Linked DNA regions of Mus musculus: region 2 is linked to region 1. The links are chromatin loops, found by intact Hi-C in ENCODE. Cell type or tissue: left cerebral cortex. All regions are shown on one strand. Each heading gives the region's core, and the rest is flanking DNA. Links, peaks and the distances in the headings are about the cores only.

Region 1 (16,433 bases), core at 5,009-13,008:
TCTCTGGCTTAAACTGTAATGAGTTAAGTTTTCTAAATCTTAGTTACTCCATCTATAGGGTAGGGATAACAAAAGAACTTTTTAGTTGGGGTTGTTGAGTAGATAAGTGTATTATCTTATTATTGAATGTTACAGTGTTTCCGCGTGGTTCAAATGAAACATACTAAACCTCTAGCGGGATTCTTTGCGTTTGGGAAGTATTTCACTAAAGGTTGGCTGTTGATACATATTTGCTCGAGTGACCCCCACTTTGTGTTTATTACAGTTCCTGGACCACACTATTTGGAAATAATCTAGGGATTATGAAAATGAACCTAAATGTTTGTTAGAGAAGCATAGTTGAGGAAATAAATCCAATTTCCCTCTAGTAGATAAATTATGATGACACCATTGATATATTTTATATATTTATATAAATTTAAGTGAAGAAGCAATGCTTTCTGATTCAGTATACCTTGTACTGTAGAGTGGGGTGGTTTTACTAGAGGCCATGGCTCATGTTTGCTTGCCTGATATCCCTGAGACTTTCCTCCCCTGCTCTTTAAAGATTGATACAAAGCCGTGTTATAGTTCAGGAATGCCATTTCAGCTGGGTCACACCCCACCCAGGAGAGCATTTTTTTCTCCTTAGAAGCAGAGCCACTTGTTATGCATGTATCTGTAAAACAAACCCAGGGTCTGTTATGTAGCATATAGAAATTGCATAAATGTTGTATTAGTATTAGAAACTCCCATGATTGGGCTGGGGAGATAACTCAGCGGTTAAGAGCACTGACTAGTCTCCCACAGGTCCTGAGTTCAATTCCCAGCAACCACATGGTGGCTCACAACCATCTGTAACGGGAATGATGCCCTCTTCTGGTGTGTCTGATGACAGCTACAGTGTACTCACATACATTAAATAAATAAATAAATAAATAAATAAATCTTTAAAAAACCCATTATTATTTAAATGTTTACAGTGCTCTTCTCGGCAGAACACACATCGGAGGCATGGGGGAACTACTTATACAGAGAAGATAAAAGTCTTTGGAAGTAAACATGAATGACTACATGTTTACCAGAATTTCTCACACATGGATAATGTGGTAGAAAGGAGATGTGAAGTGATACGAGATTTAATTTATAGCTTCAGAATGTGACCAGGACTAGGCATTTGACTAATTATTATCTTTGGGATAGGTACACAGTGAACTAAGTTAGACTACTCTGCACTATTGGTTTTGTAACATCCTTCCCTTCTAGGACAAATAATTCTTAGACATATCATCATTTGACTAATTTTGCTGAAAATTTGTCCTTAAAGTCTTTGCAGAATCCTAGCATTTTGTACCAATTACATGGGATCATAGTCCTCAGAGTCACTCACTTTTTTGGAGCTGTCTGTAGTCTCCCTCAGTACATTTCCAATTTGATCTGTCATAGTGTACCTCGTGAATTTCAGACTTAACCAAACTCACTTCTATTTATTTCTGTTAGTACTTAACTAGGACTGTCATGCCCGACTTACTGAGCAGGGTACTTGGTATATAAGAATGTCTGTGACAGTTCCTATTCCTCGAGACAGAGATGTGTAATTGTGTTGGTATTATGATAGATTGATAATACAACTCCAGTATGCCATATATTAGTCTATATGTCATTGTATTTCTCAGCTAGGATCAGCATACAAAATATGACAGACCAGGAGCCTAAACAACAAAAGTTTTCCTCACAGTGTTGGGTTGAATTAGTTCAAGTGAGTCAGAAAATTTGGTTTCTCCTGAGAGTGCTCTTCACGCTTCACCACATGGCTTTCTCACTAGAGCTCTTTCTCTGTCTTTGTATACTTCTAATGTATCCAGACTTCCTCTTAAAAGGGCACCAGGCACTTTGGATTAGAGCCCACCCTCTTTTTACCTTAGTTACCTCTTTAGCGTGGCTTATTTCCACATACAGTCACATTTTTAAGTACTAGGGGTTCATACCTCAACATATATTTATATATAACACAATCCCAACTGTTGGGAGCTTTATCACTTTTATTTATTTTTTAGAATATTTATTTATTTATTTATTTATTTATTTATTTTTTTTTTTTTGGTTTTTCGAGACAGGGTTTCTCTGTATAGCTCTGGCTGTCCTGGTAGAATATTTATTTTTTGACACAGACACCTGTCCAGTGTATGTTGCACACACATCTATGATCATATCCTCCCCATCTCTAATGCCCTCTTGTTACCTCCTTGGGCACCAGACACAAAAATGGGGCACAAGCATACATGCAGCCATAAACACTCATACATGTCAATAAATAAGTCTAAAAAAAGTTCTAGCTTATCAAATTCTATCATCAAATAGGAAATCTGACAAAAAGATATATAATATATACATTGAAAGGTATAAAAATGCCTGATAAAATTCTTGAGCTAAGTAAATGAAGGTACATAATGTATTTATGGATTGGCACACTCAGCATTGTAAAGATGTTTATATCTGAGTTTTAAACTGAACTCTGCTCCTCTAGCATAGCACCGAGCACTCTTAGCTCCTGCGTCTTCTCTCCAGCTGGGATTTACTCAATGCTGCTTCCCTGTGTCGTCTGAATTTATTGGAAGCATGTCTGATTCCCCCCCCCCCATTACTGTAAAGTCATTACTTCAGTTTTCCTAGTATTGTCGACAGTGTTTGTTGGATGAACATTTAGAGAGCTGTGTTTGGCTTTATAAGATTTCCACAAGAAGCTTTCTATGGCTTCCTAATCATAAATCTTATAAATAAAAACTCTTTTATTTATGCTTTTGCTAGAGAGAGAAGTAAATATTTTTTTAATTTTGCATTCTTTGTCATTTGTTTTGGGTTTGGTTTTTGAGACAGGGTCTTAAGTTGTCTAGCCTGGGTTGGAACTTGCTGCGCAGCAGAGAGTGACATTGAACTGAGGCCTGCGTTCACCTCCTTACAGTGTGCTTTGCAGGCTTCAGACCGTCCTAGTTACCTTGTCCTGCTTGCCTTTTCACATCGAGAGTTGATCGTGTAGCTCCAGAGGGCCCCACTGGCACTGCACTACTCACAGTCTTTGCTGTGACCTGTGAAGCAGGCACACTTTATACTATCAGATCATTCTGGAAAGTTTGGCCTTGCCTACAATTTACATCCATCTCCCATGCTTTAGATTTTCTATATTTTTCAGGTTTTGTCACATTTTAAAAGAGATCTTTCTTACTCAGAATATTTTGTGTTCTTTAGCACAATTTTGACCAGTTACTCTTTTTTTTTTTTTTTTTTTTTTTTCGGTTTTCTGAGACAGGGTTTCTCTGTATAGCCCTGGCTGTCTTGGAACTCACTCTGTAGACCAGGCTGGCCTCGAACTCTGAAATCTGCCTGCCTCTGCCTCCCGAGTGCTGGGATTAAAGGCATGCGTCACCATGTCCGGCTCAGTTACTCTTTTTAAAAACAGCTTTTCCCTTTAGTTTTATTAGTAGACTGTGTGCTTTTGTGTGTGTGCATGTACATGAATGCACCTGCTATGGGAAGTGTGTGGGGTCAGAGAACCCCTCTGTGGAGTTCATTCTCTTCTATCTTCCAGGGACTGCAGTCAGGGTGCCAAGCTTGCACAACTCACCGGCCCCTGAGTTCCTGGCATTTGTCGGTAGCAACTCTGGGGCACATAGTGACTATCCAGATTCTTTAAAATTTTTATTGAAAATCATTTTTAGAAATTTAAAATAAACCTTATTTGGTTTAAAAGTTGGTCTTAAAAGTTATTGATAGAGTACCTTGCATTTTTACCCACCTCTTAGGTTAATCTTTTCTTACCTAAAAATGTTTTTATAATTTAAATGTCTGTATCTTTTTACTTTTATTTTAAGGCACCTTACATTAATTTTATTCCATTTCTATCTAAAATACATTTATGCCAATATTTTTAACAGATAAAATTATTAGGCACAGAGCTTGTACCCTGAAGGACACTGCACATGCCATCATTGCAGCTGAGCTGGATCCTGAGTTTAATAAGCTCTGTGAAGAAATAAAGGAAGCAAGAATAAAGAGAGGTAAGTTAGAGAAGCAGACATGCTATGCGACCAAAGCCTTCTGTGTTTCATAGCCATCTTCCTGTGACACAGCAAGCACACCAGGAGGCACTCTGTCTCCATTAATAACCTTGTAATTACTAATTTCTGATACCAACATAGGTCATGTTACGTTCTCAAGGACATCTCAAAACTTCACCTGTGACAATTTGAGTGCAGTGGTGCATGATAGAGAAATGTGTTCCTTAGAGAAAAAAACTTTTTTTAAATTGTTATTTATTTGTTTATTATATGTAAGCACTCTGTAGCTGACTTCAGACATACCAGAAGAGGGCATCAGATCTCATTACAGATGGTTGTGAGCCACCATGTGGTTGTTGGGATTTGAACTCAGGACCTTTGGAAGAGTAGTTGGTGCTCTTAACCACTGAGCCATCTCTCCAGCCCCCTTAGAGAAATTTTTTTTGCAGATATACTTTTATTTATCAGTGATTTCTATTCTTAAATGATTATGTATTATGTCTACATTTACAGCTGAAGAGACCTTAGTTTTCATCATTTCACATCTAATATCAGTACTTAAACCTTTTTTTAACAAATATTTTTCCAGTCTGTTAACACTTATAATTTTTAATTAGAAACACAAAATTGAACATATGGTTTATTAGATGCACAGCTGTGTCCTTGAGGAACTTTAGTAGGAGGGGAGAATGCCAGTGGCAATAGAGCCACCGAGGGATTTTAAGCAGTGGAATGAATTGGTTAGATCACTTTAGCAGCAAGAAATAACATATTCTCAGTGCTGTAGGAAAATGAGAGATTGAGTTAAAAGCTGTGAGCGCCAGTTTGGAAGCTAATGTTTGGGTTTCCACAGAGGCAGCATTTGCTGCATTATCCAGTAGTTCTCTTCCTTGGAACCTATCCAAGAGAAGCGTGCCCACATGAACCATGCACGTGAATGTTCCGTAGGGGTGGTAGACATAACAGTGACAGCACAAGGGTCCGCTTACTGGTTAGTGAGTAACACAGCATACCACGTCCACGGTCTTCTGTGCAATGACACAGGACTTCAAAAGCACGGCTGTGTGAATTAAGGCAGTCATGAAAGACCGTCATGTAAAATGGCAAGTATGTTGAGAGAAACAGACAGGTGGCTGCCTAGACAGGCACCTCAAATTAGATTTCTGTGTATGGCTACAGAAATGTATAGTTGATAAAAATATTTAATTGTATGCTTAAAATAGATGACTTTTATGTTACATAAATTGTATCTCAGACTACTAGGGGAAAAGGTGGTGAAGTAATACACATTTTAATTAATGAAGGATGGAGCTAAACAAGAATAGCATATGAGTGATCCCTGTGTAGAGAACACTTTGTGGGCCTGTCTGTCTCCCTCCCTCCCTCCCTCCCACTCCTCGACTTGGACTCATATAGCCTAGGCTACCTTCAAATTCACTGTAAAGCCAAGAATAACCTTCCTACCTTTCTTTCTCAGCCTAAAAGCTGGGACTATAAACACACTAGGCAAGCATTCTGCCAACATGAGCTGCATCTCTAGCCTTGTAGAAGGCCCTTTGAAAGGAACGAATATTTATTTCTGGCTGAATGAATGAGTAGTTACCAAGTCTGCCAGTCAAAATAGGGACTATAGAAGATAAACTGTTTGTGTTTGTTTGTGTGTATAAAGATGAACTAGTTATCTTCAGTTTGACCTAAGGTCAGGTAGGCAGTAGAAATATGACTAGTAGGCTAGAGATCTTTGGATTAAAGAGATGTGAGAATTATTATATAACATTATTTAAAAACTATATACACAAGAGATACTCCTTGTAGATTAGAATAAGAAGCTAAGGTATAGGAAGCTGTTCACATGGAAGAAAAGGTTCTAGTGAAGAGAGCTGCATTGGAACAGACTCTTAGGAATACGGAGCCAAGAAATGAAATGTAGGACATTGTGCTGTGACAGGCAGTGAGCTAGATTGAACATAATACACACACACACACACACACACACACACACACACACACACACAAGTAAGATAGGTTCATGACTTTTAGACCTATCATCTCATGGTCATATTGTGAAATAGCTCTTTGGATTATGAGTGAAAATAGGGCCGGGCCCCTTTGAGCATTGAAGGATAAGCATGGCCTGCTAGGTATTTTATTTTTATCATTTCATATCAATTTTACTTTCTCATCTTAAAACAAAAGGTACTAATTTCACCAGAATTACAAACTGTCCAGGTATAATTAATGATTTTAAAACTCAGTGTTATATTTCAGATTTTTCTAACAGCATTAGCTTATGCAGCTGGGAACATGTAACTAAGTAGTTCTTTTCTGTTGCTTGCAGGCCTATCAGTAACAGCAGAACAAATAACTCCTCATGGTGCTGGTGCCCGCAAGACAGAGACTAGAGTGGAAGAGGCGTTTCGACACAAACAGAGAAACCCAATGGATGCCTGGCACAACTCTGCAAATAAATGTGCATGTGAGTATTTGTGAGTGTGTTGCCCAGTAGCAACTACAGCTAAGACTTGCTGTGGCCAACCAACAAAGCTGCCCTTTGTCTATAGCTCTTTAGTCTTGGTCACCTTTCCAGAGAGGAGCTTAGGAAGTCAGATTTAGAATGAGGATTCTGTCTTTAACATTACTTGATATTTTCTGTACTTAATTTTTTTTTTTTTTTTTTTTGATAAATAAAACCCTTGAAACATGTTTGGTGTTGAACACTGAGCTTTGGATAGAGATATGGAGGCAACAGGTACATTTATCCCTCTGGCTCACTCTTACCCCACTCCTTGTATGATATGTAGTATAAATGAGCACCACGTGGAGATGGCTGGTTTGGCAGTAGAAAGTTTGGTCCTTTAAGGGAAAACTAATGCTGATTTGAGAAATCCATGTAGCCTAATTTGTCTTAACCTTGTGTGGTGTATTTAGAAGGAAAATCTAGCTTCTAGCTCTTCATAAAAACTTACTCATACTGATCCATTATTTTTCTGAAAGACAAATGTTAATAGACATCTTCCTGATGGAGTCTTCGTGTTTCACTAAAAGCTGCCTGCCTTGAAAGATAAATGTTGTTTTCTTGGTCTAACTGTGATGATATTGCTTTGCCAACAAAGCTGGCCGTAGCATGCTTTTTACCAAATGTGAGTGAGTTTGAAGGAGCAAATCGTCACTTTTTTTTTTTTTAAAGATTTATTTATTTATTATATGTAAGTACACTGTAGCTGTCTTCAGACACTCCAGAAGAGGGAGTCAGATCTCGTTAGGGATGGTTGTGAGCCACCATCTGGTTGCTGGGATTTGAACTCTGGACCTTCGGAAGAGCAGTCGGGTGCTCTTACCCACTGAGCCATCTCACCAGCCCCAATCGTCATGTTTTTAAACAATGTAATATTTCTATTAACTCTTTGAGAATTTCATGCAATGTAATTTGACTATATTTACCCCATTCCTCCTCTTAATTCCACCCAGATCCATTCCTTATTCCCAACCCTTCCCAACTTCATGCTCTTTAATAAATAAATAAATAAATAAAATAACTTACCAAGTCCATCTATACTGGGTATGGGACTCTCCACTGAATGGGGGAATCCTACTAGGGATTTCAAAATAAAAATAAAAAACCCAACTGTCTCTTTTTCTCTTCTCTTCCAAAGGACATCAATTATCAGTGGGGTTTGAGGCCTCCTGCCTCTGTGCTGCATGGCTTGACCTTGTGCAGACAACACAGCCATCTTGAGTTCATGGGTGTAGTGACCATGGGATGTCCAGAAGACACCGTTTTTTTCTGGTTCTCCCTGCCCTCTGGCTTTTACAACCCTTCCACCTTCTCTTCTGCAAGGGTCCCTGAGCCAGGGGTGGAGAAGAGCAGGGTAGCAGAGGGTGTGATGCTGATAGCCCGTTTGTGGCTGAGCTCCAGGGGTACTTAGTTTTTGCACTTGGTTCAGCTATAAGTTTCTGTGTTAGCCATGAGCTGCAGAGAAACTTCTCTGATGAGGTCTGGGAGCTGCACACACCCACATTGACCTCTTTGGAAAGTAGCATTTATATGGAGCAAGTTTTAAAAAGGATGCATTTAGTTGCTATGAAACCAGTAAAGACTATCTGTCCAAGCTGTAATCTCAGATTGTGTCCCATTATGTAACATTGTGCACTATTTAAACTTTAAGTCCTTTATAGTCTGAATTTGATATTAATGTTTACTCATGAGATACATCAAATATTCTCCTTCAAAGGTTTTGGTTTGTTCAGGAAAGATATCTGAGTAAACAAAAGTGCTTTCTGAGTAAGCCTGAGCACTTGAATTTGCTTCTTAGACCCCAAAGGAAGGAAGGAGAGAATGCCTACTGAAAGTTGTCACCTGAACACAGTGCACGCGTTGCACATGCATGAGCACACATATGGGTGGGGGTGGGGGGACGAGATGCAAATACATTCTTAGAAGATGTTTAAGTTCTTTAAATATTAAAATAGTTTTAAAGTCTGCAGTGGGATTTTGTTTCCTCTTACCAGTAGATGGCACACGTGACACAGCATTTGTCTTGTGTTAGTTTAACACACTCAAATCTTAACTAAATGTCCCAAAGGGACAGTTGCTTTTCTAAGGTCTTGGCTTTGGAAAAAGTCTCACAATAAAGCTTGACTTTAAAAGTCGTGTGCATCTCAGATTGTGTCTCTTTATACAACATTGTACTCTCATTTAAACTTTGAAGTCCTTTACAGTCTCTGATTTGATATCAGTGTCTACTAATGAGAAAAGTTGAACATTCGCCTTAACAAGTTTTAGGCTGGGGCAGTCAGGATGGCTTAGCAGACAAAATGGGTGTTTGAATAGAGCGTCCTAGGTAAACAAGGAAGTGGCATGCTAAGGATTCGGTCCACATACACATGTACAACTACCACGTGCTCCATACTGTGAAGATGTATCCACCCAAACTAAAAGTTCTATGTTCATGGTGCTTATATGGTTTCTCTTACTTTTCTAAAATGCTATTAGGAGAGGTGATAGAAGGAAGAACATCTTCTTGTTCCCAAAGAATAAGAATATGTTCTCTTCTCTCAATGATATTTTTATTTCTTGAAAATTTCATACATACTTTGGAAATATTAACCTCCTCTCACCCAACTCCTTTGTCTTTCCCTCCCTGACTACTCAACTGTGAGTCCAAGCCCCCGACCCACTCTTCACCATGGATTCTAGTGTGTGTTGCCCAGCTAGGTTTTGGAGTGGGGCCTACCCACTCTCTCTTATTAACTAGTATGGAACACTAAGTAAGAAATATACTTGCTTCAGTGAGCTTCTGGCCTTTGTATAGTGTGCTACATATAAAGACTTGAACTAGGCCTAGATTGGGTAGAGTTCAGGTTTTTCTTGCTCTGGAATTCCATGACTTAACAAGTAGACTGAGAATTCTTATTTTTGTTTCCCTCCCCATGGCTAAAAATGAGAGTGATTAGTGTTGAAAATTAGTTGTTCACAGTAAAAGCCTTAAATCTTTATAGCAAGATGTCCCATCTCCTTTACCTTCTAGTGTAGCCAATATCAGTTTTAGACAGTGAGATTGTTGTAGATGCTTGTCACCTAAGCTTATATATCAGCTTTTAATATTAGACTAATGTAAACATTTCCCCCTTGTGCCAATTAACCTATAAATTATAAAATAGAAACAGAGAAAGCATGAAAAGAAAATTTTAAAACATTGAATTTTTAAGAAAAAGTAAACTTTGAGCCAAATGATTAAGTAAATTGAATTTTGGAGATGATAGTTGCAAAGTAAGGAGTAATAATTACTAAATTTCTCCTCATCTACTCTCAGGAAGGGTTTAAAGGCTTAACATGGTAGTGTGGCTCCACTATACACTGCTGATAGAATATCAGCTTCTATTAAGAGCTACGTTTCCCAGTGGAATCCAACGGCTTCATCAGCTACCTCTCATATACATGAAGGAGATCACAAATCCCTGGCTCTGACTTAGCACCTGGAAGCCCAGCTGTCTACTCAGGATAATTATTGTATACAGCTCTTATAGGTCTCCTTTTTCAATTAATTGACCAAACGCTTACTTTTGATATTTTGTTGATGGTGTTGCCTTAATAGTAGAAGGCTTGATTAGTCTACATATTTGGAGATACCTTTGTATCAAGTTGACTCGATTAAGTAAACCATTTGTGTTTGAGGAAATGGTTAACAGTTTGTTCACGTAGCCTAATATAGTCTTCTGTTCATGATTGTCCATCCTGTAGGTGATACCTTTTTCTGTAAGGAGAGGCAGCAGAGTGTGTGTTTGTTTGTGGGGATACCTGTAACTGTTGGGTCCCACAGCATTAGCTTATAGGGTTTTGTTTTGTTTTCTTCATAGTTGAGGTGCTATCTTTGTGTGTTATTACTGGCAACACACCAACCTTCCTGGTAGAAATCCAATGCTCTGGCCCCAGGCTTTCTGGGCAGCTTGGTAATATAATAATTCCCTAAATGTATTAAATGGCTAATCCCTGAATGTTGAAAATTAGAAATGGCTATAAAGTAGAATCAGTAGTAGTAAGAAAGGTTAATGCCAAGCAAATTCATACTAAGTAAAATTAAATTAGAAGGTAGCATTTATCCAAGTTTATCTTTAACTTCATTTTCCTTATAGGCTGTGACAACTAGTCAGCATGGATATCATCAGCCAAGAATTTTTGTTTGTATTTAGCCAGTATAGGTTTATTGTTTTGGAAGGGGTCTACTATGATGTAAAATAGACATTAGACTCTTAAGTTTTACATGCTCTCCCCCTTTCTTATCAAACAGTTCGAGTCCGGAGAAAATCAAGGCGGCGATCACAGTGGGGTAAAGGAATTATTAAGAAAAGGAAAGTCAATAATTTAAAGAAAGATGAGGAAGACACCAAGTTTACAGACTATGACCATACAGAGGACAGGAAGTTGCTGGAGAATGGAGAGTTTGAGGTAAGCACTGATTGCCATGAGGAAAATGGAGAAGAGACTGGAGACTTATCTATGACCAACGATGAATCTTCATGTGACATCATGGATATGGACCAGGGTCAGAGGCTGAATAGTGGAGCGGGCACCAAAGAGAACTTTGCATCAACAGAAGAGGAGAGTTCAAATGAATCTCTGCTCGTCCACAGTAGCAGTTCCCTCAACCCCGAGCAGACATCTAAGAAAGAGCCCTTCCTTAAAGGCACCTGTCTAAATGGTGAGGCTTCCACTGACAGCTCTGAAGGAATTCCTGTTCTGGAGTGTCAGAATGGCAGAGTTCTTGAAGTAGTTCCTCTGCCTGATGGTGGAGAAAAGTCTAGTTCTGAACAAAAGATTGCTCTGGAGGAACAACTAAAAGACAAACCAGAAACATGGAATGAAAATCGTGGAGATGCTGCTGAGAAGCTAGAAGTGCTGGAATGTAGCAGTAGTGAGAAGCCCGAGCCTGGCCCTGATGCAGAGGGGAAAGAGACAGAGCTGGATAGAGAAGGTAGGGCTAAAGTCTTAGCACAGTTTCTGAAGGGTTAAATGCCACAGTTAATTCGTTACCTATTTTGTCTGCTTTCTAGGAGAAACAACAGATTCTCAGAGGGGAGTGGCCATTAACATCTTACAGTCCAATCCATAAATAGCTGTGGATACACTTGGTTTTGCTGAGTTTCAGAGGTTTCCTGAATGCACTGCTTTCTGGGCTTTTTACTCTTTTTATGTCTGTCTGTCACCCTTATTCTAAAGACTTTTCAGTTATGAGCCGGGTCATTTCACACATGTAAAGAAGGTGGAATCTGGCAGCAGAATTTTTAGAATGGGCGGGGCAGGAGAAGATTTGAATAGCAGAGTAGTCTGGTATACTAGAAAGAGTCATATAAACCGAGATTAAGCCATTCTCTTGTTTATTTAATTGTGCAACTTTGAGTTAATTCCCTGTGCCTGTTTTTAATTTTGTAAATTAAACTTCAGGATGAATTGTTGCTGGGATTTGTAGTTAGTAGCTGCCTCTCCTGGTTGCTAATGTGTTGCAGTGTTTTTGCTGGGAGGACGGGGTCATTGTGAGACTGAATGTCTAGAATTAAGCTAAGTTTCATTGCTTTGTGGGAACAGTGGAAAGGATGTAGGACGCACTGTCGACTTAGGAAAGCAGAGTGTTCTTTCTGTAGGCCCCACCATCTCATGACTTCTCATGATCTCCTTAAGAAGAGCAGAAAAGAGCCGGGCGTGGTAGTGTGCGCCTTTAATCCCAGCACTCGGGAGGCAGAGGCAGGCGGATTTCTGAGTTCGAGGCCAGCCTGGTCTACAGAGTGAGTTCCAGGACAGCCAGGGCTATACAGAAAAACCCTATCTCGGAAACCAAATAAATAAACAAACAAATAAATAAATAAATAAATAAATACATACATACATACATACATACATACAAAGAAGAGCAGGAAAGGGAAGTATAGGTTATCTAGCTCATCTTTTCCCACCATTATTCTTAACTGCACTGTGGGATGGGGTGAGTTGGGAGATCTGCTCTATTACGTATGTTTCCTACCTGAATAGGTTCTATTCCTATATATACTAGGCTGTCTTGAAATTGTGACATGTCTGTAAAATTGTGTGGAATACAGTTTTAGTTTGTAATTTAGGCCATTTTGAAAAAAAAATTTATCCTGCCAGTTTTCTAAGCTCTGTAATAGAATTGAGAAGTAGAAAAGTATTATTTAAGTCCCCTGCCGTGTGTGTGTGTGTGTGTGTGTGTGTGTGTGTGTGTGTGTGTGTGTGTGCTGTATGTTGTGTATGTGCAAGGACTCATACCCAGTTCATGCTTAGAGGCCAAAGGAAGACAACAGGTGTCTTGATCTGTCACTCTCTATTCCCTAAAGACAGAGTCTCTCACTGAACCTAGAAGTGAACAGCCAGCAAGTTGCACTGATCCTAGACCCACCTCCCCCAGCACTGGAGTACAGCACTTGTAGCCATAACTGTCTTTGTAGCTGAGGTATTGGGGTCTCAGATCAGGTCCTTATGCTTGCAGAGCAAATATTGTACTGACTGAGCCATCTCTTACCCTTTATAACCAAGTGCTTAGAGCCAAGGAGGTCTTTTTGTTTCTTTTTCATGAATATATGTATCACATGATATTTCAGTATTACTTTGCTTTCATACGTACAGTTTAGTTTTCTTTAATTTTGGATTATTCTTACTAAAAAAGGAAGGCACCCCAAATAAGTATTACCATTTTTAGAAAACCACATTCTTACTCCAAAAAATATTTGTCATGGAAAAAAGAATTTATATTTGCTTAATAATGATTTTCTTTTACTTTTACTGACTATAGTACATTTTTTCCCTTCTCAATTGTAGGTGCTTCTAAAGTTAAAAAATATCGTAAATTATTGTTAGAGCAGGCAAAACCAACAAACCTCGAACTGGTTCCAGAAGAGCCATCCGAGCCTGCGCCGCCTTTGGTAGTTGATCACGAGAGACTGCAGGTATGCTTGCCCCTTGACAGTCCGTTTTCAATGATCAGAATAATATTTGGATATTTGTAAAAGCAGTTTAATTAAATTACTTTTGGTAATTGTTACTTTAACCTAGGGACTTCTCCTAACTAGGAGTTAAGTGTATTCTGAGGGTTTGAAATAAGTAAACTGAAGTCTAGAATCGTTTCACCATAGCAGTCACTTTGTGTCTTATGGTACCTCTTGTCTAAGGATTTGAACATACTAGTTTTGGTTTGACCAATAGATCAACTACATCTTATCATCTTTCTTTGGATTTCTTTCCTCTCTCCCCCAGAAATTGCTTGATTTGTTGGTAGATAAAAGCAACAACCTGACAGTCGATCAGCTTGAGAGATTATATTCCCTCCTTAGTCAGAGCATCTACCGCCATCGTAAAGATTATGACAAATCTCAGCTTGTGGAGGTAAGTGTGTCTACTTCATCTGTAGAGTATGCGCTTTTCTCGTCTTAAAGGAGAAAGAAGAAAAGGTACTTCTCTGAGCCCATTTTAAATGATTTAATGTGTATGAATACACATGTGTGTTGATTCCATTACTTTTTTTACTAAGTAACTGAAGCTCTGATGATATAAGATTAGAAAAATTGGGGGTTGAGTCTGTAGCTAGTGGTAGTACATCACTTGCCTAGTTTGAGGCTCGTTTGGGGTACATGAAACCCTGTCTTCAAACAAACAAAGTGTATGTGAAGGTAGGGCTTGCGGCATGTTTGCCATCCACTAGAAAAGTAGGATTGGAAAAGCACTGTAAACTGTTCTGTTTGTAAACAGCCAGACGGACAGCACTGTCCTTCTTCACCTTGCGTGGTTAGACAGGGACCTTTCCTTCTCTTTCCTATATGGCTCTGGACCAAAGGGAAATTTTTCCTCTTAAAAGAGCTTCTGTCTCTTTTCATATATTTTACATATTTCGTCTGTACTCTTGCTTTTTAGTGTCACCTGAGCAACTGTAATCCCACATCCACTCACTACAGTGCTTACATCTGTCCAGGGAACGGGCTCATGAACAACTTTGATTTTCTTTGTTCATTTATTAGTTCATATGGTGGCCTAGCTATGAAATATTTATCAAGAATTTTCAGTGCCAGATACTGTGCTAGGTGTTTGGGATGCAAAGCATGAGAAATTTCCTGTTTTAAAGAAACATTTCCAGTGTTGAGGATATTAAAGATTTATGTGGCGAGGCTATGGTTATTTAAAATAAAATAATTTTATTTTGTGTGTGCAGTAACATTAGATTTGTTGTCTTGTGGTACTGGGCATTGAACATCAAGCAGGCCTTGCATAAGCTAGGCAAGCACTCTACCACTGAGTCACATCTTTAGCCTTCGGAGCATTCGATTTGAATCAAAACAAGGTGGCGTTTAAATTATTTTTGAGGGCAAGATGACTGATTAGATGCACCAGACACTTGGTCTACCGTGCCGAAGACCCCGAACAGCGGGTGCATTAGAGCTCCATATTGAGGGGATGGCCATGGGAATGCTGAACATTAGTGTTAAAGAAAACAGAAGCCTTGGAAAAATCTAGAGAACGGGGATAGTTGCAGCATAGCAAGCAAAATATTCTGTCCCCTCTTCTCCCAGTTCCACAGCTGTCTTAAAAGAACGGACCAGTTTTCTGAATTTAGACTGCTCTAGAGGCGGAAAGCCCATATACATCCCCCCGTGCTAGCTCCTCTCAACTTCTGGCTGCTTCATATGCTATGCCTCATATGTCAGTAATGACTGACGTAAAACCACAGCGAGTGCCACCTCACAGGGGAAAGGGCATTACAGTACAGAGAGGAACACAGGTGCCGTCCACAAGAGCCATGGCTTTGGGGAGGTGGATCTCTGAGACCTAGGATATAGCCTGTCATATATAGTTTCCTGGGAGTGCCAGGATTTCTTGTGGGATCCCTGTGACCCTTCTCTCACTGTCTTGTATGAGTGTCTGTTACTAACAAGACCAAAAGAGAAGTGAGTCTGTGGGTCTGAGTGATATTTCACTCAGTCTGTACTATTTTGGTTCTGTCACTGATAGCCTGTGGCCAAAGTGCACAGGCTAAAGTGCAGAGAAAACTTTGGTACTAGCCACATTCTGCTGGTGTTTTGTTTTGTTTTGTTTTGTTTTTTGAGCATCTCACTGTAGATGAAATTTTCAGCCCCACATCTCACCTGGATCTGTGGTGAGATATCTACAAGTAATAAGAGCTGAGAGAAACATCTCAAGCTGCTTCCACCTTTAAGCACTCACAGCTCGGGATGCTGCTGTGGGTCGGAGCTTCTACTTCTGCGCATACCTGCAGTAGAATCATTAAACATCCCTACTACACCTGTGTAGATGAACTTCATTAGTGGTCCTGTACTTTGTCTTATCATACATTGCTAACAAGGCTAGGTGTGAGCATCATCATGGTGCTGTGGTTTCTCCACGAAGTCTTTGAAATCATTCTTGTAACTGGAAGACCGATAGGCCAGACCTCTCAGCACTAACAGAGCAGCCCATACCAGAGATGCAGTCAAGCAGTGGGGTCTAGTCCACTGAGGAGACAGCGCACATTGCAGTTCAAAGGTAAACTTGTGGGAGTAGGTTTTTTTCCTCTACTTTGTGGGTCTTAGGGATTGAACTCAGGTCCTCAGGCTTGGAAACGTCTTTACCTGCTGAGCCATCTTGCTAGTTCAAGGCTTTTTTTTTTGGTTGTTGAGACAGGGTTTCTCTGTGTAGTTCTGGCTGTCCTGGAACTCACTTTGTAGACCAGGCTGGCCTGCGCATACCTGCCTCTGCCTCCCGAGTGCTGGTATTAAAGGTGTACACCCGGCTTCAAGGATATTTTTAAAAATGAAATAGACCAATAACCATAACAAACAATGAAATTGAATTAATAGTAGTAAATATCTCTATGAGGTAGATAGCTTCACACTGATTATTAT
Region 2 (16,433 bases), core at 3,821-11,820, 110 kb after region 1:
CAGTTAGAATGGGATTCCAGTGAAGTGCTTACCCGCCCTGGAGGCTCAGTCTGAGGATGGAAGAAGCACAGACAAACTACCCGTGATAGGTGAATTATTCAAAGCACAGGGCATGCCTCAAATAGAGATCATGAGAACTCGGCCTACACACAGACTCATAAAGCGTAAGGTACAAGGCGAGTCGGTGTCAGGGACTGAGGTATTGGGGTGACCATCAGACACCAGAGTATCTGGGACGTTTGGAGACCTTTGAGGGGGTATGGCAGGTCAACGTCTGCATTTTAAAAAGACCACCATGGCCAATTCTCGGCGCTTGTGCTCAAGGCACGCATTTTGGGCCAGTAAAGGACAAGTGGAGATGGCTCTGAGTTTGAACCCTGAATGGACTTGGGGTGACATTTCTGGGATAGTACAGGGAGGGTAACTGCAGCAAGGACAGTGTGTGGGCCAACCGCTTTGTCATGCATTACAGAGAGAACAGGGTGCGTGGGACTTGTCTGGGTGTGAGGCAAGGAGGGGTAAGACAATCCTCAGCCCTAAGTCTGGGAGAATAGTCTCCTATCATCTGCTAGAAAGTAACTCATGGCATCTCTCAGAAAGTGACTCGAACACAGCGCTGTGGGCGCTGTGGGCCCTGTGAGCACTGTATGGGCTGGATCAGCTGCTAAACTCCCAACAGGACAACTGGGCAAGATTTCAGTTATAGTGAGCAGGCAACAGATGTGAGGCAGTCACATTCACAATTGCCATTGGCCCTCCTGGACTCATTTTATATATTGTCTACACACCATGTGTGTGTATATGTGTTTGATTTTACAGGGCAGGGTCTCACTTTGTAGCCCAGGCTAAACTGCATGGAGCTCACAATGGAGCTCAGTCTGACCTCAAACTCACAGCAGTCTTCCTGCCTTGGTCACCCTGAATGCTAGGATGACAGGCATGAACAAGTGAAGGAAAGGCGTCTCCAAGGTATCAGGAGGCTTACTCTGGTCACAACGCTATTCCACCTGCATACATTCTAAGATATAGCCCACAGAACATATCCAAAGATACTGTCTTTGCTGCTGCAGGAGTTGGAGTAGCTGTGGTCCATGCAGGACGCAGTTGCAAGGATGGACAGAGCTCTTTGGTCAAGAGGTCTAGGGTTAGGGGCGGAGGAGAAAAACTAACCACCGAAGGATGTAGAATCATTCATCATCATGAAGCTCTTTGGTCCTGAGGCTGAGAAGCCCAACTCTGTAGATAGGTCACCATGGTCCCTACACCATGCCTACAACGCTGTCTACACCGGAACAGATATGTGTCCCTCTGGGAGAAAGGGAGCAGGTGCCATTAGCCCTTTTCTCTCCAGACATTCAGGAAGAAAACACGACAGCCAACATTCCCTGATGAAAAATGACAGAAATCACCTTGCCCCTAGCGCACACTTCTGCTATGATCTCCTGGTGATCGCTAGCAACAAGGCCATTAGACCTCAGTCTTTACATAGGTCTGGGTATGGCTGTACTTCTCCCAGAGCATCAGCCCAGAGGTCTGTCCCCATCTAATGACAAGACAAGCATACCAGGTCTTTTATAAAGACTCAGAGGGAACTAATTCTGTTTTCTTCCCTTATTACTTTGCACACATGAAATCTATTTTTAATTACCTTTCAATATATAATCTAAAAAAAAAATTCCACAGCTTGTTCCCACCCTCAAATTGTTCTTAGAGAAAGAAAGATTTATCTTGTAAGTTTCTTAAGAAAATCTATATGTGCTCAATGCATTTAAATAACACTCATTAAAGCAAACCGCAGGCATGCTGGCGTCTCTAGTCACAGATGAGAGACAATCACTTGACCTACTGCAAATCAAAAGGCATTTTGCACACCGCCTTTCTTTTTTCAATTGGTTAAGTTTTAAATTAAAGTCCCAACGCCCTTTTTGGGAAGGCAGACTAATAGAGCCTCGACTGAAAATTTCGTGCAGTCGATCAGAAGATAATTACAAGAAACAAAATGTGAAATTTTAAATCAGGGCACTAATGAAGTCTAAAAATACCGGTGGCCCATTCCTCTGGCTGGCAAGACCTGTTCTTCATGAGGGGATCTCTCTGCATAATTACTCAGCCCCACGAGAGGCCAGATTGTCTCACCAAACAATAGTAAGGCAAAAACCATAGGCCTGTAATGAGCTAGCTAGTGCATGGTGGATCTTATTATAATGTTGGGCAAGGTTTCAAACAGAGACTAGGAGAAAAGGAAAGTTCTTTTCTTTTTCTTCTTTCCTTTTATTTTTATTTTTTAAAGCAGAGTTCTGATTTGTGTTGATAACATCATGTGGTGCCTCCTGTCTCCACCTGGAGCCAGCTGTCTGTCATTTAGGAGTGTCAATTGGGTTTCAGGGATGTAAAATCCCTTGGGGGCAAAATTAAAAGTGACCCAAATCTAAACCCTGGAGGTGATGTCAGGAGGATTACGGCTTTCCTATGGCAAGTTGCAAAGATTTGGTTTCAAAATTTGGGTTTCTTTTTTTTTTTCCCCCTAAATGTAGTTGTTTGACATTAGACCTGACAGATAAATTATAGCTTCAGCAATAAAGGCTTTTAAGATTAGAAATGAAAGGAGAATTTACTTTTAAAAAAACCCACCCAGGTTTGAGCCTTGAGCATTCGTACGTGTATAGTCCTTTGTCTTCTGTCACAAATACAAGGGACCTGCCTGCCAGCAAGGGCCATAAAGAGACAGGTGAATTAATGTAATCTCTGGAGAACTAGCTGCTCTGGTGGACATCAGTGTGCTGGACAGGTCACCCACGGTCACTGGCCGGAGGACCCCAAATCCTCCAAGGAGATGGGCAAGAATGTGTTTCTGGGCTCAGACTCAGTCTACCCTGTAGGGATTTGTGTAGCAAGTGGTGTGGGTCTCCTCTTGTCTTTTTCCACCTATAACACTTGGGACTACAGAGGTCAGGCCATACCCTTTGGTTTCCCAAAGTTGTCCTGGGAGCAGCTCTGTAATGGTTCACTGACCTGGTAGGCTCAGGAGCCTGACCTTACTAATCTGTGCCGCCCCATCTCAGGGGTGAGGGTGTTCAGGGATAGCCTGTTCCCAGCAAGCAGTGTTTAGAAAGATGGATCCCAGTGTGTGTCCAGCACTACACCAGGGAAGTCTAGGGCCAGCTAAGCTGGTTCCCTTCTGTACCGAACAGTTCCTTTTCTCTAGATATATATCTTGAACTTGAAAAGTCAGCAAGACCTTTCATTAGCCTTAGCAGGCTTTCACTGTGGGAGACACGGAAGCTGCTTGGTGCTTCCAGCTTTGGGATAGCCTTGGACATCTGGGACGCCACAGTCTCTTGTGTCAGAGTTGATAGCTCATAAAATGGGAGTGAGGGTTTTTTTCTTTTTTTCGAGACAGGGTTTCTCCGTAGAGCCCTGGCTGCTGTCTTGGAACTCGCTCTGTAGACCAGGCTGGCCTTGAACTCAGAAATCCGCCTGCCTCTGCCTCTCAAGTGCTGGGGAGTGAGGGTTTTATGTGTGCTTGCACAAGCACATGCGTGCCTTTGTTCTTTTGGGTGGAGTCTCTTCTCTCTCTCTCTCTCTCTCTCTCTCTCTCTCACATTTTAAAGAGAAGGGTTGCTAAACCAAAATAGTTCAAAGAAATCAATTTGGTTTCTCTCTATAAAAATAGATTTTAAACAAAGCAAGAGTTTACCAGATTTTTTAAAATGTAATTTTCTATAATTTTGTCATTTAAAACTAGTTCTGATTTCCCAAACAAAGGCAGTCACAGCACACACAGGTACATGAAACCCCATAGCGAGCTAGGCATGTGCTTTGTTGCTGGAGTGCTCAGCAAGACTGGAGAATGGCTCAGCAGGACAGGGACAAGCGTCTGGAGAACGGTGGGCAGAGAATGACTAACTGCAGGATTACTCTGCTAAGAGGCAGGGACCTCTGAGATGGACTTGCAGGGATTCTGTGGACAAGCCATGGCTAGTTGTGTGCACTCTCTAGCGCCACCTACTGGTACCTTTGAAGGAAGCATGGACACCCTAGCAGCCCAGAGTGCTTGACAAAGACTGTCTTGCCTCCTCCTGACAACCTCCCTCTGCACATCAAATCCTGGCCTGTCTGGGGATGTTCCTGCATTGGGAGAAGGCAAATCTAAGACAGGGAGTCTCAAAGACCCCTCCTGACCCTCCTGTTCTGCATATGCTGGAGCTTGTGCTCAGAACTGTGTTACAGTTCTCCCTTCCCCAGCTTCTGGTCCCAAGGAACCACCTGAGATCCTTGCAAGGAAAGTCCCCTAGGACTGGGGGCTAGCATCCTGTGAAGGCCAGTCCAGAGCTGTTCTTCCCAGGGACTCCTAAGAGTCTGCTGTCAGTCCTTAAAAACCCAAACCTCAAATGGTTCAGGGTGGTAGGAAAAAGCCTGAGCCCTGGTCCGGCTTGTGTTGGTAGTTTGGTGGAGAAGCCTTGTCCACAGGCATGGGCAGATAGTGTTGTGAATGTCTTTATGGATGGAAATTGGTAAAGGCCTCCATGGACTGTTGTAGTGACCCCTAAGAGGAGTGGGTAGCTCTTGGTCTAGCCTGGGAGGCAGAGGTGAACATGGCCTGGGTTCTGGACTTTCAGGCTCCTCTTTCCTTCCTTCCTTCCTTCCTTCCTTCCTTCCTTCCTTCCTTCCTTCCTTCCTTCCTTCCTTCCTTCCTTCCTTCCTTCTTTTTCTCATCTTTCCCCCCCTCACTTTGTGAATCCTGCTGTTGCTTGTCTAAGCCTCCCCATTGGCTTTCTGCCTGAATTCCCCGACTAAATAGGGAGTTCCTGCCACAGTTAGATGAGGCCAACGGAAGAGCTACCACCAAACATACTCCTGACATCACTGTGTTGGAGTGACCAGGCACACAGTGGGTGTGAGTGACAGCAGAACTTACCTTTAGGGTGCCCTGGGTCGGTGAACTCATACTTCCCCACTCCAATGGTCCGAAGCATTTGCAGCCCATGGGCCGAGTCTGTTGTGGGCGGCCCATTGGTGGCAGGAACACTACTGGGGAGAGCTGCGGACGGCTGGGCTGGTGGAGGTGGAGGCAGCAGGGGCCCTGCCATGTGGCCGTTGCCCACAGGGGTGGGTCCCGGGCGGGATACCTGCCCTACTCCAGGCAAAGTGGATACTGCCAGGGGCTGAGGGCTGGCATACAGGGCCTGAGCAGGCATGTTCACCACCACACTGCTCAGCGGTTGGGAGGGCGGCTGTGGGAGTGAGTAGTGGCCTGGTATCAGCGGGAGCTGGGGTCCCACATGGGGAGGCAGTGAGGGAGTCACCCCGATGACGGGGGCCTGGACGTTCACAGCAGGACTGAAGGTGGGAGGCTGGGTCACTCCATAGGAGTGTGTGATCAGGGAAGGCTGGTTTCCAGCGGCCACCGTGGTCACCCATGGCCCTGTGCCTGTAAGGGAGATGGAAAAAAATGTTATTCTGTCAGTTACAGTCAGTCATTCAACAAATACCAACTGTCCCAGGCCTTGGGCTGGGACCTGGAGTAACATCAGTGGTTAATAGGCTCATGTTCAAGCACTTAACGGTTTATGAATGTGATAAAACAGGGTATGGGGTGCATGCCTTTAATTTCAGCATTCTGCACGGAGGCTGAGGCAAAGCGGAGCTCTACGAGTTTGAGGTTAGCCTGGTTTATATAGCGAGTTCCAGACCAACCAAGGCCATATAGTAAGACTTTGCCCTAAAAAACAAAACAAAGAATGTGTAGTGACAGTTGTGGGACTAGGTACCCTATAGGATATGAACAAGTGACAAATGACTGTAGGGGGTCCAGAGAGAGAAGAAAGATCTGTTTGGGAAAAAATGAGAAACAAGGAAGTAGAAGGAAAATAACCAGAGGTGTTCAAAGAGACCTCAGCTCACATCAGCTCTTCTGCCTGTGAGCTAAGTGCCCTGGTAAGGAAAGCCTGGCTTCTCTGAGCATCATTCTTTGTTTTCTGTTCATCTGGACTGAAAAGCAGATGCCGGCAGAGCATTCCTGAGTAAAAAGCAACAATGGTCACTTGCGTTGTAAGGCATCCTTTGCTGGAGAATTTGACTCCCACCATGAGGTCAAAGAGGAGGCTGGCAGTGGACACAGTTTGCTGGGGTTTCAGCTGAGTGCAGAGAAGTTCAAAGGGGGCAAGGCGTCCCCAGGCACAGGTGGATGGAGTCTGGGAAATCTTGGAAGAGATTTAAAGGGACTCTAGGCTTTGTTTCAAATACCCTTCACACAGCCAGCCCTGTTGGAAACAGGAGGAGTCTAGTTTGGCTCTTTGGGTAATTTTAGTTGGATAAGGAATTCCAGGCACCACTCTTAGGATATAATGCAAGATGAGAGGCTGGTTGGGCCAGGTCAGGTAGAGCAGGACCTCTGTCTACCTGGAGATTCATTGACCTGGAGGTGACCCAGGAGGCTTGTGAGGAAGCTGAAAGATATGACAGAGAAGTCTAGTCTGGGTCACCTCTGACTTACTGAGCCTTCACTTGGGGCCCCATTGCCCAGTTCAGTTCCTCTGAGGTTAGGGTATAAGCTGAGAACGAGGAGACAGAGGCAGGAGACTGGGAGCCCTGGAGGAAGGGCTGGGAGTTCCCTCTCAGACATTAGATGAGGAGGAGGGAAGGAGCCCAGAGGGCACAGTGACACTCAAACCAGCAGGGGCTCTGAGTGAGGATGAGGGGTCAGAAGGAGACACCTCTGAGTCCTGGTTCTGGTTCTGGGTAAGTGACATGCACACTTGTCCCATGTTAGTTTCCTCCTCTGCTGCAGGCACATAATCACAGCATGTGGGACGGCTGCAAGCCTTGTGATCACATGCAGAATAAGGCACACAATAATGTGCAAGAAATATTTATGGTTTGCGTAATGAGGGAGGGAGCCTGCAAGGCAAGAAACATTGGCAAAGTATTGCTGGCTAGATTCTAGAATAGGCTGCTGAGAGGGGACATGTTCAAGCTAAACAGAGGAAGTGAGATCACCACGAGCCAGTCTGGCCGGATGTCTCAAGGCCAAGGCCTGCCACCCCAAACTCAGTGCTCCCCAGGACTGGCTAGGAAGCCTAGAAACATGCATCAAAATGCCAGAAGCTGGCTGACAAAGCCCCAGATAGCTTCAAGATGCTATGCCATGAAGATGATTCATATTTTGATGAGATGGATGCCTGAAAGAGGCTGGAGACCTACAGAGAGGGTCTAAGTCACTCACTGCAAGCTCTGATCACTGTTTTTAGTCAATGGCTTGGTAGCTACCAGGATGGGCTACAGAGGACAATTTGGGGGCAAACTGGGAACAGAGCACAGAAAAAGGAAAAGAAAAGAACCCAAAACAAAACACAGCACCTGAAATTACAGTGCCCCCCCCCTGAAATTACAGTGCCCCCCCCCTGAAATTACAGTGCCCCCCCCCCCGGTTTGGTAGAGATTGGAGATATTTGTCTTGTGTCCCCAAACCCAGGTGCCTGAGCCCAATTATGAAGAGGTGGCCTTGTGACACCCTTGAGTCTTACTGTTGGGTCAAGATATGATATGTCTGTGGGTTGAAGAGCTATGAGTGAGGGCTGTAATGACCAATGTGGAGGTGCTGAAGGAAGAATACTGGTCAGGCAGTACGTAGGCTGTTAGCACCGAGTTGTGCTCTGCACTCTAGAGGGATGTGGAACAATTGTCTGGAAAGTGAAGGGACAGGAACTCATGGATCTTAGGACTGATGGGCTTGTGCAGAAGATGTGGAGCTGCGGGTGTCTCCAGGTATGTGTACCAAAGGGGGATTAGGGGGCTCCAGGAGCCGTGAAAGGTCAGAGCTGCCAGAGGAGGACCAAGATGCTGCAGAAGAAATTCCAGTCCTGGGGCTAGAGCATCCTGGTGCTCATGCAACTATGCTCAAGCCAATAACATCTCCCCGGAAGTGTGGCTTGAGAAACTTGGTGTCCCACACATCCTAAGCCCAGCGTCTGGGCTTCTGCAGACTCATGGGTCAGGGCCTCTAGAGAAGAACAGAGCACCCAGCTAGTCAGTGTGTCTCTGTCAGCTGATGAACACTCACCTGGATTGTCGCTCTCCCTCATCTGTTTGGAGGGCGGCTCATCAGTGTCCCAGGGCGTGGACTGATTGACAGGCGTCTGCCCCCATCGGATGCTGGTCGTGAGTCCTTGAGACTGATTGTCAGCTTTGGAGATGCCGGGAGCCTGTGGGGAAGCAGAAGAGAATGGTAAGCATGGGCTGTTCTAGGACCGTGTCTGGAACATGTTCCCTCAGCAGTATCCTTGAAACGTGAGCTTTATCTACTGGGCTCATGAGGGGAGAGAGAGAGAGAGAGAGAGAGAGAGAGAGAGAGAGAGAGAGAGAGAGAGAGAGCACAAGAGTGCCTGTATCCAGCCCCACTAACCCTGGGACCCTTGCCTCTTTTCCCAGAGGGATCATGGGATATCAGGACAGAGTATCTGCAGGTTTGCATCTGATGAGCCCCTGGCCTCCAGGAACTCTAAGCCAGTGCCTTACCATGTATCTCTATAGCAGCCTATCCCAGGGGACTAGTGTAACTGATAGAGCACTCTATACTCTGGTTGGAGGGACACCTCGGCCCTCAGACTGTCAGTCACCCACGATAACCCAAATGCTACCCACGTATCCAGGGCATGTGCTGAGAGCACTGACTGTACCTGCTTATTCTCAGACTACCAGGACTTGTGGCTTTGACAGAGAATTCCTAATGAGGTAGCAAATGTTCTGCAGAATACCACCATCAGGTGGCAAGCGAGGGCCACTGCATGATCATCCCCAGTTTCCCACACTGTTTGTTTACACATGCTCTTGGGATCCAGGTGTCCCATGGAGAAAGGGAGGGAGTTATGGGAGTTGGCTGGACAGGTCAGGCTACAGCCCCAGGTAGGAAGGACCCAGGGCACCTCAGAGAGTGCTGTTGTGAGCTCACTTTCTGAGATGAACAAGAGACAGGCCCTCAGAATGAAAGCAAACCTCAGGTGACACTGGCCTCCCCCAGACACAGTTCCTGAGAGGACATTGGTTACTAAGAAGTATACTGTCTAGAAATTTATAATGAGAAGGCACAGTGTTCCCACTGTGATTTGATGAGGAAAACCAGACCACAAGATTAGACCCGTGTGATCTCCCTATGAACTGTCCTGGTGCTGACCAATGAGAGATGGACGACCCAAATGTTGGCGAGACATTATCCTTGGATGAGAGGATTATGGGTGTCTTCTTCTCTACACTCGTATGCATTTCTCAAAATGAATGGTTCTGGGGACTGAACTCAGGGTACTGTACCAGTTTTACAGGTGTTCTACCACTGACCCCACCCCCAGATTTTTTTTTAAAAGGGTTTGTATTCCGGCCTGCCCTTGAACCCACGGCCTTCCTATCTCTCACTACCAAGTGCTTGGATTGCAGTTGTGTATCACTACATCTAAAGACTAAATTTCCTTCAATGGCCGTTATTTATAAATAGTTTTAAAATCCTAAACATACTGTAGAGGCTGGGATAAGAAAACTGGGATACAAAGGGGGCGAGGATCTCTGTGGCGTTGGCTTTGAGATGAGTCATAACAGCTCCTAAACACCCAGTCAGGCCTGTGGCAGCATGAGAACTGGGATGAGGGGCAGACGTTCTCCAGGGACTCTCAGAAGCATCTTCAGATGAAAGTCACATTTCTTATAGCATGTTCTGGTGAGTGCCTGACTCAGTGATGAAGCTGGAGGCAGAGCTCCCTGTGCGGCCCTTGTGCAGGGTGAGTCCCCTGGGTAACGTGGTCAGGAGGCTGGGCAGGGCTTCTGGAGTTTTGCTGGATCACACTTTGGTACACGGTGCCTTGTAGCAGGGCCTGCTGAGAGAGCAGGAGCCAGGCAGCATTGAGACCCGGGCGGAACTGAGCTAATTGCATTAGGCTGCACTTTACCTCTGGCCTGTACTTCAAATGCTCCGCTTCTGTGAACAGAACATGAGCAGAGGAAGAGTCTCCCAAGCACTCACATTCTTTCTGCTCTGTGTTAGCAACATCTTAAGCTGATCAGACAAGCATCCTGACCAGAGGCCCTTCTCTTGCTTGTGGCATGGATGAGGAGGTGGGGGTGGGGAGTAGTATACAAAAGGGGAATATAGCCATATTGGGAGAGAGCCATAATCGTGATGACGCATAGGAAATATTGGGGAGGCCTTCTCAGAGTTCTCTTAAGAGTCAACTTTTAACACATGCTCCGTCTGGAGGCAGAAACCATCTAGCAAGCTGCAGTCCTTCCTCTATTCCCAGGTTCCAGGATCCTGGTGGGTTTTGAGACACAGAAATTGTTCTTGAAATCTGAGGCACCTGAGCGGGAAGGAGGCTATGCTTTGCCTATTCAAGAGCCTTGTCTAGAGGGCACATTTGGATGCTGGGACCCCGCCCCCATTCTCCAGCCTCCTAGCTAGCAAGCCTGTTGGCTGACAATGTGGAAACCTTTTCTGTCAGGAGGGGGCGCTGCAGCTCCTCTCTGCTGCCCATAACCCAGAGGTTTCCCAGATAGCAAACAGCTTGGTTTAAGATTTCTGAGTCCTCTCCCTGCACTGCTGGATCTCAGTTTTCTTGAGTTTGGGTCATCAGGTTCTGTGCTATAAAACTGGGAGTTCTAATGTTGGCCCCCAAATTAGAGGGGTTTCTGAACTTGAAAAATAGCACACTTCTCCCCACAAATAAGCTTATGCACCGGCTTATTCATGTCTTGGCAAATAACTATTGGGCTGGGGTCTTGTTTTATGAACCGGCCAGGGCAGTGGTGAGGTGGGTGATGGTAATCAGACCCAGGCCTTGCTCTCAGATGGACCAGCGGGTAAATGCCTCTGAACAATGCAACCCCCCCTGTACCCCAAACAGAAGCAGGGTACTCTGGGTCTGCATAGGCTGATCCAGAGCCATGGGAGGGTGGTGTTGGTGGTGGTGGTGGTGATGGTGGTGGGGGTGGTGATGGTGATGGGGGTAGATGACTACCCAGCTGCCAGCCTCCTGTTTGTCTCTGTGTCTATTATGAAATACAAGTGTTTCTTAGAGTAAAGAAAGCCGCTCTGAAGTTCATTCCCCGCCCCTTTAGGAATGATAAATAAAACCACTCACATTCTTTCTGCTCTGCGCTAGCAACATCTTAAGCTGCAAGCAATTTGCAGTTCAGAAATTTTATTTTATTAAAGCAGTCAAGTGAATATTCCTTTCTTGATTCTGTCAACAAACAACTTAGATGCAGGAGTGCCCTTTGCTGAGAGGCCCAGGGCTTCCAGGTGAGCCATATATGGACTGACCAGTAGTATGTGAGGCAGGGAGACTGACCACAGGGGCCTCTCTTCCTGTCAAGGGTTCTAGACCCCCACCCCCCGAATAAGCACATGCAGATGCAGACTCCAAAGGTCTGGGACCCTGTATGGATCTGTGATTCTAGCTCTGAATTTCCCTATCATAGTCTTGAATTCTCACACATCTGGAATCCCAAGGAGCAATCCAGGCTTTTCTTGAGCTCAAATGAGGGCTTGCCTTAGAGAAGGAGAGCAGGACTGAGGTGGGGGAGGGGGTGGAAGAGGGGGTGGGGGTGGGGTTGGGTAGAGGGTGGGCTGCCAGTACAAGAAAGACCAGCTTCCCTGAAGAAATGGGCTGGGCAGGGCCTCCTTCACTTCCCATTTTCTTCCGCTGTCACTCTCTGGGACATCTGGGAAGCCACCTTTCCCTGGCCCTGGCTTCTGTTCCGGTAAAGTGATGGTATTCATCAGGAGAGGCCAGCCATTATAGCTCTCCCTTGCTGGCTCTGCAGGCTGGCCCTATCTGCCCATCACTGGGCTTGAGCTGGTTTTCCCCCAGCTTCCCTTTAATGAGATGCTAATGGGATGCATCATTAACACAGCAGCTTTTTAAACCTCGGCTCTTGTAAATTTTCAAAGGTCACATTTTTACGGTGGCTGACAGCATCCTGCTTCTTTCAGAGACTGAAGAACACTAAAGACCTGGGTCCTTTATGGCTGAAACTCTGTGAGGTGGCTGCACAGGCTGAAAGCACCTGCTGGCATTGGGCTGCCCTCCCAGAGCCCCCAGCAGCTTCCCAGAGCAGGAGGGTTACCCTCTTCCAGCCTGGGGAGACCAGGTACAGAGTTTCACAGGATCCACAGTGTTGCTCTCAGAATACAAAGATCCCTGGAAGAGGGGTCGAGGGAGATGGCACCAGCTGGGAGGCAGAGGTACTTGAACTCCCATGGAAGGCCTTCTGCTTCCTCTGGACATTCACACGTCTACTGCAGCCAGACAGCCTGTTTTCTGCTGGTCAGTCCAACCAGAAAGAGGACTTATCTCTACTTTGCACAAAAACATCACAAATATTTGAGGCGACCAAGTGGTCAGGAAGGTTTGAGCGATGATGGGAATTCAGAGTCCCATCTCAACTCTCCATCACCACAGTGCTCTGCACACTGCCAGGAGGTCCTGTTGACCCGGTCCTGCCAGGCAGACTCCATGAAGACCTGGCCCAACAGGTGCTATGCCTGGCATAGCTCTCCGCAGGACGAGAGCAGTGACATCACTTCTCATTTAAGGAATGAATGACTCTGCAGCGCGTGCTTCAGGAGGAAGCGTGACACACACAGGCCATGGGGCAGAGGCATGGATAATCTGCTTCTCCTTGCTGGGGACCACTGGCTGACTCCATAGCCCTGGAGGCTACTGGAGGCTGCTCAGAGGCTTGGCTAACCTAATCCACTTACAATAACCAGAAAGTGTTGATCCCCCTCCACCTCTCCTTGAGTGCCTAGGTATGGTGGAGGTGCAGGAAGTTGAGGCTGACTCTTGCTAAGGACATAAATATATCCTGGCAAGTTCCAAATACATACCATCCACTCTTCCCAAAGGTATCAAAAGAGCCAGGAAGTCCTAGAAAGCTTCCAGAATAGATGAGCTGGCAGTGGGTCACAACAGCTCAGCAGGATTGAGTATTTACTCTCAAGAGACCCTTGTCAACTGGCACATTTCTACCCTTGACACAGGACAGGCCTAGTTCATCCCCTCACATGCCCCATTTCTCAGGTCATGTGGCTGATGATGGCACCTACATCTTACAGACCTGTTGCCAGGCTAGAACCTACAGGTCTAGATGCCTTGTCACTGGGTGGAACACACAGCTAGCGTGGCTGCATCTCCTGAGTGTCACTGAGATGGGTACACCCCATGCCACCACTCGTCCCCTCAGGTATAAGAATCCCCTTCCTGGAAGAGTGCCTGGAATCTGACCCCCAATTCCACAGTTTGCTTTTGTTCTTACTCTGGTCCATAAGCACTACTGGGGGCCCAGGTTCAGCTGTGGTCAAGGTCTGGCCCTGGAGAGAGTTACAAACAGTGCCATGGGGTACCCCAACTTGGTTCAGGGGCTTGCATGACATAGCTTGAAGAGATACTTTGGGGAGCAGAGTCACATGACACCTTATTCCTACTTTTGTTAATGGCAGCACCCATGCCACAGCTAAGAAAAGGCACAACAGCCAGGGAGGCTTGTAATCCCAGCACTCAGGAGTCTGAGGTAAGAGGACTGTTGTGAGTTCAGGTTATATAAACAATTGCATGTCAGGTAGAGCCACATAGCAGGACTTGTCTCAAGAACAAAAGAACGCAACACAAAACAAAGCAAAGCAAACCCAAATCCACCCAACAACCAACAAACAACAAAAGTGTTAAGGATGGAGCGCAGTTGGAAGAGCCCTTGCCTGGTATGTAGGTAGCCATCAAGTCTGATTCCCAGTACTATATAAAACTGAGTGTGGATATCCACTTCTGCAATCCCAGACCTCAGAAAATGTAGGCAGGAGAATCAGAAGGTCAGCATCGCTTGGCTGGTGAAATGGCTCAGGGGGTAAAAGTGCTTGTCACCAAACTTGATGACCTGGGTTTGATCCTGGGACCCACAAGGTAGGGAGAGAGAACTGATTCTTGCAAGGTGTCTTTTGTTTTGTTTTGAAGGCAGGGTTTCTCTGTGTTGCCCTGGCTGTCCTAGCTTTGTAGTCCAGGCTGGCCTTGAACTCAGGCATCTACCTGCCTCTGCCAGAAGTAATGGAGGTACACAGGGAAAACGGTAGCTGTGCAGGCCAAGGGGCCTCTTAGCCTTCAACATGTCAATGCACTACATAATTCAAATTGAAAAAAGAAAACATAGGCTTAGAACTGCTGGTAGATCATGGGTGTGTGCCATTACACTCACTCTGAGCCTGTGTGAGTGTGTGTGAGTGTCGTATGTGCACACGTATGCAGAGTCAGAGGTTGATGTTGGGTGTCTTCCTCAATCACTTTCCATCTCATTTTTGAGACAGCATCTCTCATTGTTTCACCCACCTGGCTGGTCAGCAGATCAGCCAGCCCCAGGGACCCCTCAGTATCCGAGTCTTCACTGCTGGGATTGCAGGAGTGAGATGTTCTACCCTCCCTGCTTTTAATTTCCTTAAACTGAACTCAGATCTTCAAACTTGACCAGCAAGCACTTGACTGACTGAGCTATCTCCCCTCCCTCTAGCTCTTTGTTTTAGAACCACTCACAGCTTCTGCCCTTTAGGCCAGACATGGAATCAATGAGTACTACCTGGTGACTGGCATAAACATAGATACCGAAGAATGGTCTCAACCAGTCTTTCTGCGTCCCTACACACAATTTGTGAGATATTAGAAAATACTATTAAGCTACTAACAACAAATAAACAAACAAACTAGATATAGAGAAAGAAAAGAAAAAGAAAAAAAATCCGAGATATACACTTTACTGTGTATATTGTAAACTACAAGAGACTGAAAGTCACTTGTGTGTTGCTCTTGGCAAACACATCCCGTGTTGTCAGCATCCTCCAGCATTTCACAGAGGATTTGGGGCAGCATAAACACAGAAGGGGCTGTTACCCTGTAACTACAAAAACAAGTGCATGCAGCCTTCCTTGGAGCTGCCCCAGATGGGTGGTGGGAGTAAAGTGGCCTTGGATGAAAAGCTGAGAAGTCATGGGGAAGAAAATGCCAGCAGTGAACTTGCAACACTCTGACCTTGATCTGCAGCCCTGTTCTCTCCTCAGGACTCCCTGAAGTAACCACCCAACCTGGAAAGACACATCTGGTGGGCCCACGCCTTTAGCTCCTAGCTATTACTGCAGGTGGTGATACACATTTCGCTGGCTTGGGCTCCACTGTTGACAGAGCCACGTTTTCTGACTGCCCTGCTCATTTTAGGCACCCTTCCTCTGAAAACCTTGCTTGGTAGCTCTGCTAACAGTCAGGGCAGAATAATTTGACCGGCCTTGCTAATAAGAGTAGGTCTGAAGTATGAGTCACCCTGGGAGGTTCACAGCTCTGAGTCTGCACACTCACTACATAGAGAGGTGGCAGAAACCCATGGATTTGGAAGCTCATGAGTTTGGGAGAGGTGAAAATTGCCATTTTACTTTTGTTTTTATACCTGGTAGTTATCACTCCCCTTGCTTCTCTGAGAACAGCAGGGACTGGTTCCTGTAGGTGGCAGACTGAGTAGGATTCAGGCATCTCTGACCACCAGCCCTTGGGTTGCTCTGGGGAATCAATTACAGGACAGCAGGTGTCAGCTCCGTGGCTGAGCACAGTGGGGACAGCCTTTCTTGGCAAATGGTTTACTTTTTCTTTCCTTCTAAGTGTGCCTGTCCTGAAAGACGTATAGGACTTTCCCGATGCTCGGGTCCCCACGTAGAAAGTGGTGAGGACTGAAGACAGAGTGCACCCACTTTCCAGATATTTATCTTGTGATTCCTATTGTTAGCAAAATCACATACCTGAGGAAGGCAAGTCTTAGTTAAAGGAATGGTGTGCTCCTGGTGGAGGCCATGTATGGGTGTGAGAACTTTTGGTGCCTGGGTGCTTTTAGATTCAGCCCATGAGTAAGTTTCCAGACTGTTAGGCCTTTTCTTTCCAGAGTATAGTGGTTCAGCTGTCCAGCTGCCACCACCACAGTGGTCTCCAACACGAGGCACGTGATTGAGATACGTCCTGGAGGTTTCCTAGAAATAGACCATAGCCCTAGAAGTTCTGATTCTGTTGCTTTGGAGTAAGGGATCACCAAAATGTGCAACTTTAACAAGTCTACAATGGTGCTGAATTAGCCCTACCTTGGGGAGCAATGGTGGTCTTCGTGTCTATGTCCCTAGGGCTGTGCCTAGTCTGGGGTTCTAGTGGCTATAGCTGCCTGTTGGATCTTGACTGGGATAAATTTAGGGGCCTTGCTCACGTGATTCATGAGAGCCAACTTCTTGGTGAGGCCCCTGTCGAAGACTCTGGCTTTGGGCTTAGGTTTCCAGGGGTTAGAGCAGCAGTTCTCAACCCATAGGTTGAATGGCCCTTTCACTGGGGTAGCCTAAGACCATCGGAAAACACGGATATTTACATTAGGACTCATAT

What was found. A loop is a pair of places that touch in the nucleus more often than their neighbours do. Peaks named below come from ENCODE experiments on the same cell type or tissue, not always from the same donor. Only the 100,000 strongest peaks of a DNase experiment are listed, where the experiment ranks them.
Region 2: a loop joins it to region 1, with 7 times the contacts of the local background. A loop is called at or near these places in 14 of 42 quality-filtered maps.

The regions. Positions count from the first base shown.
Region 1 is chr12:5,020,671-5,037,103 of GRCm38, forward strand. It overlaps Atad2b (ATPase family, AAA domain containing 2B), which reads left to right. Exons shown (of 28, transcript NM_001362349.1): 23 at 3,912-4,034; 24 at 6,373-6,510; 25 at 10,823-11,506; 26 at 13,363-13,490; 27 at 13,798-13,926. Among named protein-coding and RNA genes, the nearest start is that of Atad2b, 110 kb to the left of the region's middle. In left cerebral cortex, for the core only: a CTCF peak has its summit at 8,538 (motif pointing right); a DNase peak (open chromatin) is centred at 8,562; H3K27ac peaks cover 427 bases.
Region 2 is chr12:5,132,505-5,148,937 of GRCm38, forward strand. It overlaps Klhl29 (kelch-like 29), which reads right to left. Exons shown (of 14, transcript NM_001164493.1): 4 at 8,063-8,204; 5 at 4,919-5,431. Among named protein-coding and RNA genes, the nearest start is that of Gm51980, 140 kb to the right of the region's middle. In left cerebral cortex, for the core only: CTCF peaks have their summits at 4,010 (motif pointing left), 8,773 (motif pointing left) and 10,490 (motif pointing right); DNase peaks (open chromatin) are centred at 4,005, 6,950, 8,723, 9,688 and 1 more place; H3K27ac peaks cover 1,586 bases.